Regions from separate parts of the Homo sapiens genome. Here region 2 is linked to region 1. Evidence: read pairs that join two places in POLR2A ChIA-PET (ENCODE). Cell type or tissue: endothelial cell of umbilical vein. All regions are shown on one strand.

Evidence for each region. Peaks named below come from ENCODE experiments on the same cell type or tissue, not always from the same donor. Only the 100,000 strongest peaks of a DNase experiment are listed, where the experiment ranks them.
Region 2: POLR2A ChIA-PET joins it to region 1 with 8 read pairs; 3 of 35 experiments call an interaction of 5 or more read pairs at or near these places.

What each region holds. Positions count from the first base shown.
Region 1 is chr5:132,766,704-132,769,203 of GRCh38, reverse strand. All of the region lies in intron 1 of SEPTIN8 (septin 8), which reads left to right. Among named protein-coding and RNA genes, the nearest start is that of SEPTIN8, 9.3 kb to the left of the region's middle. In endothelial cell of umbilical vein, no CTCF peak of the experiment used is centred here; a DNase peak (open chromatin) is centred at 1,313.
Region 2 is chr5:132,957,485-132,959,984 of GRCh38, reverse strand. All of the region lies in intron 1 of AFF4 (ALF transcription elongation factor 4), which reads left to right. Among named protein-coding and RNA genes, the nearest start is that of AFF4, 4.9 kb to the left of the region's middle. In endothelial cell of umbilical vein, no CTCF peak of the experiment used is centred here; no DNase peak of the experiment used is centred here.

The DNA.
Region 1 (2,500 bases):
CTGTAAAATGGGGATAATCATGGAGTCTGTCATCCACAGTGAGGAAGGACCAAGTGAGAGCCTGGGTGTAAATCACTTGGCTTAGTTCACACATGGTGGTCCTCAGTGAGGTGTTGGTATCATCCCAGACGTCCCTTCCTTCCTTTGGTTGTGAATACTGAGATGTTTTACCTTCCACACTGTCCCTCCTTTCCTGGCTCTCCTCGCTTTCTCCCTGTTCCTCTGCATCCAAAGAGTTTTACTTTGGATCCTATGGCACCGAAGATGTTTCAGTTGCAAGTAATAGATAATACCACTCAACTAGCCTCAGCAATAAAGAGGATATGGCCAGGGGGAAGGGGAAAAGCCCAGAGATAGGGCAGACTCTGGCTCCCTCTTTTCTCTGTGATTTTCTTGGCTCTGCCATCCTGTGAGTAGACTGCAGCCTTAGGCTAGCTCCCCTAATGGTCTCAAGATGGTCATAAAGGCTCAACCTGCGTCACTTGCCTGTACTTGCACCGATCATGGCATCACGCTGATGGGCTCCCACCCTGGGAGTTGGAGCTGTGGTCTCACCCACCAAATTGCAGGGCTGGTAGCCACTGGGTCACCTGACTTTATTTCTGAGTCATGGTAGCTGAGATGTGCAGGAGGTCCTTCAGGGGCTGCTGGTTCCTCCTAGGTTGTAACCCCACTCAGGTTGGTAGAGATGCCTGGAGCAGGCACCCTGGAGTGAGCAATGCAACTTAGATCACATGTCGATGCCAAATCTATGATCAGGGAGTTGGCATTAGTGAGAGTTACCCCTCGGTAAAGCCTGGAGGTCAGATCAGTCTCCTGGGACCAGGTAACAACACTGCCTCCATCAGGGCCAGTGGCCATTCTGTGTGTGTACGTGTGTGTGTGCATGCATGCTCCATAGACTCATACCCCTGACTGGTCCCCGGGGCTCCTAAACAGGTATTGCCCCAGATGTGTGGCCCCTGCGATAACAGAGTGTAGCCTGGGTAACAACTTAGGGATGATGACCTCCCTGTACCCCACACTTCCACAGAGAGAGCCAAGCTGTGTGAGAGGAGGCCACTCTGCAGTTGCTGTGTGTGGATAGGTGGTTTATGTGAGACCCACCCCAAGAACCCCCAGTGCTACACTTAGCCTCTGGGGCCTAGAACTGTAAGAAAGTGGGGGAAAACAGGAATGGAATGGCCTCTGCTTCTCAGTAAGTGCTCTGCGGCTGCGTGTGTGTGTGTGTGTGTGTGTGTGTGTGTGTGTGTGTGTGTGGTTTCCAGACACAGCTGACTTGGTGGGGTTTGGCGGCAGACTACAGGATGTTGGATTGCATCCTGATTGTGTCACCCCTTGGAAGAAGAGGATGAATAAACACATAGCCTTCTCTGCAAGCACAGCACGCCTTAAATTTTGGAGATTTTCAGTCTTGCCTGAAAAGAAAAAAGCTCTAGACCGACTGTGTCCTCCATTTGATCCTCAAGCCGACACAAGGAGGTGGAACAGAGACTAAATAATGAAGCCCTGTGTAAGGTGGGCAGGTGCTCTGATGCCGTAGCAGTTGGAGGCTGTGTTCAGTAACTTATAAATGGTAGCATTGTCCAGCATGTTGGGCATAGTAATGGGAGGGAAGGAAGAACAGAAAACCTGACCTCCCCAACCTGCAGCCGACATCTAGAAGCTTATAGAATAGGTGGAGAATCAAGATGCATTAAAAAAGGATAACCAGTAGTACTAGGAAACAGGATAACTGCCAAGTGAGGGGTCTGGAACGTAAGTGCTTGGGGGCCAGGTGAGAGTGGGTGCCAAGGGAAAAGTAGAGTAGCTGTAGAGCCGAGGGGAGGGGCAGAGTTTGAAAAGAGAGCTCAGAGTTACCAGCTGGGCTGGAACCAGGCCAGTGAGGAAGGCCTGGAACACCATGCTAAGGGCTTTGGACCTGACCCAGCACCTCCTAGGCTTCATTAACTACTTTTATGTGGGCACCAATGAGAGGAAACTGCCTTTGGGACCTCCTTGTCCAATTATGTTTGCAGCCCTAAGGAGATCTGGGCTTGAGTGGGGAGATTGGGACATGATGCTTTGGGGCTAGGTGATGGGGAGAAAGGGTCAGCTATAAGAAAAGAGGCTCCGTTGAGAGAGAGTCATGGGAGAAAGCAGGTTTAGGGGTAGCCCTGACTTGTTTGAGGGGATGGTACAACTGCCCAGAGGGGCCATGTGGGGTCTAGGTTGCCAGCACCCACACTTGGGAGTCGTTGATGCAAGGCTGCTGTGGGGAGGTAGACATCAGTTGTGCAGAAGGTTGGGTTTGAGTGCCAAGGTTCTCTGGTTGGGAGGGAAGGATGGCCAGAGGGGTTCAGGCCAAGGCAGTGGGCTGTGGCACAGGTCAGCTGCTCAGGTGCTGAGGAGATGCTTCTGTGGGGCAGGAGTCAGGGCCCCCTGTCGGTTCCTGACCCCGAGCCTGTATCCACATCTGCACAAGGGCTGCCACTGGCCCTATCTCCTGGGCTGTCCTTAG
Region 2 (2,500 bases), 190 kb before region 1:
AGGAGATCGAGACCATCCTGGCTAACACGTCTCTACTAAAAGAATACAAAAAATTAGCTGGGTGTGGTGGCAGGCGCCTGTAGTCCCAGCTACTTGGGAGGCTGAGGCAGCAGAATGGCGTGAACCCAGGAGGCGGAGCTTGCAGTGAGTCGAGATCGCACCACTGCACTCCAGCCTGGGCAACAGAGCGAGACTCCGTCTCAAAAAAAAAAAAAAAAAAAAAAAAAGAAAAGCACTCCTACTTGTTGTTAACTCCCTATACATACCCTTCTTGGTTATTTGAAGTGATACTCTAGTACACGGAAGAGGGCAGTAATATATGTTCCAGTTACTGAGTTTTGGCACATCATCTGCATTCCTGTTTGTCTTGATGTTCATTTTCGCTGGTATCATATCTTGAAAGTTTTAACGATACTGGGGCACAGAAAATATTAGAACCTCCAAATTCAATTCCAGAGTATTCCAAAACATTTTAATACTAGAACTACCTATTCTATTTTTGAAGAAAAAAAATCTTAGCTACCTGCTTTATCAGCTATTCTTTATTTAAAAAAATCTGTAACCTTGCCGGGCCCGGTGGCTCATGCCTGTAATCCCAGCACTTTGGGAGGCCAAGGTGGGCGGATCACGAGGTCGAGAGATCAAGACAATCCTGGACAATATGGTGAAACCCCGTCTTTACTAAAAATACAAAAATTAGCTGGGCATGGTGGCGCCTGTAGTCCCAGCTACTTGGGAGGCTGAGGCAGGAGAATCGCTTGAACCTGGGAGGCGGAGGTTGCAGTGAGCTGAGATCGCACCACTGCACTCCAGCCTGGCAACACAGCAAGACTCTATCTCAAAAAAAAAAAAAAAAATCTGTAACCTGAGGAATGTTCTGACAGAAGGCATTTTATGTAACTTTTTCTCTCTTGGAGTTCTTAATGAACTGTGTTGGTGGCTTTTAGGCAAGGAAACGTAGCTTATTAGTGGATACTGTTTTAAACTAATTACTTCAATAATCATTTCCTAGGACAGGTAAAAGAACTTCATGTATTCTTTTCCCAAGGTTGTTGGGTAGGAGGAATCAGGGACTGACATGAATAGACTGCACTGGAAAGCCAGTATGGTTTGATTACCCAGAGATCTGTTCGGGGACAGGGCTGCCTGGAGTTGCTTTGGGCCTAATAGCTCTCCCAGGATTTTGTCAGTTTGGAGTTGCCTAGTGGGTTATGACTTTTCCTTTTCATGTCATCATTAGGGAAGGGACAGTTTTATGGAGAGATGAGTACCAGCCAATACTCTGTAGAGACACACCTTCTTACCTTTTTGCAGTTGCTTCCATTTCTTCCAATTGGAATATTATTTCTTCTAACTTGTTTCTTACCTGTTAAAATTTCACCGTTTTTAAAGGCCTGATTTACGTTTCATTGCCTTCTTGAAGTTTTGGTTAATTCTTCACCCCACTCCAGTTGTGATCTACTTCCTTTCAATCTCTGCATCACTTTGTAGCTCCTTTTTTTTTTTTTTTTTTTTTTTTGAGACAGGGTCTCACTCTGTCATCCAGGCTGGAGTGCAGTGATGTGATCTTGGCTCACTGCAACCTCTGCTTCCCAGGCTCAAGCAATTTTCATAACTCAGCCTCCCGAGTAGCTGGGACTACAGGTGTGCACCACCATGCCCTGCTAATTTTTTTTGTATTTTTTGTAGAAATGGGGTTTCGCCCTGTTGTCCAGGCTGGTGTACCTCTTTTAATTATTTGTTATGCAGCTACTATGGGACTATAGCCTGCTGAGTAACATCACGAAAAATGTATTAGGGAAGACACTAGTAAAAGAAGGACTGTAAGTGTTGTAATATTTCATTATGTGTTTCTAAAATATAAAGATTAAAACAATCCCAATATTATACACTAAAAAAAGTAACACGCATTCCTTAATATCATCAATATCAAGTGTTCACATTTCCCTGATTATAGTTTTTGTATTGTTTTTACAATTTTTGTGAATTAGGATCCAAATAAGGTCTGTAAATATTACATTGGGTTTAGGTAATCGATACTTTTTTCTTTTAATCTATAAGTTTTCCTCTATCTTTTTATTGTGGTTATTCCCATACAATTGGTTTGTTGAAGAAGCCAGGTCTTTGCCCTATGATACTTCTCAGAATCTAGATTGTGTTGATGAGATCCCAGTGGTTTCATGTAATATGTTCTTTTGTCCCTTGTATTTTCTGTAAATTTTGTTTATTTTATTTTTTTTATTTCTATTATTTGAGATGGAGTCTTGCACTGTCACCCAGGCTAGAGTACAGTGGCATGATCTCAACTCACTGCAACCTCCGCTTCCTGGATTTCAAGCAGTCCTGCCCCAGCCTCCTGAGTAGCTGGGGTCTACAGGCGCCTGCCACCATGCCCAGCCAATTTTTGTATTTTTAGTAGAGACAGGGTTTTGCCATGTTGACCAGGCTGATCTCGAACTCCTGACCTCAGGTGATCTGCCTGCCTCGGCCTCCCAAAGTG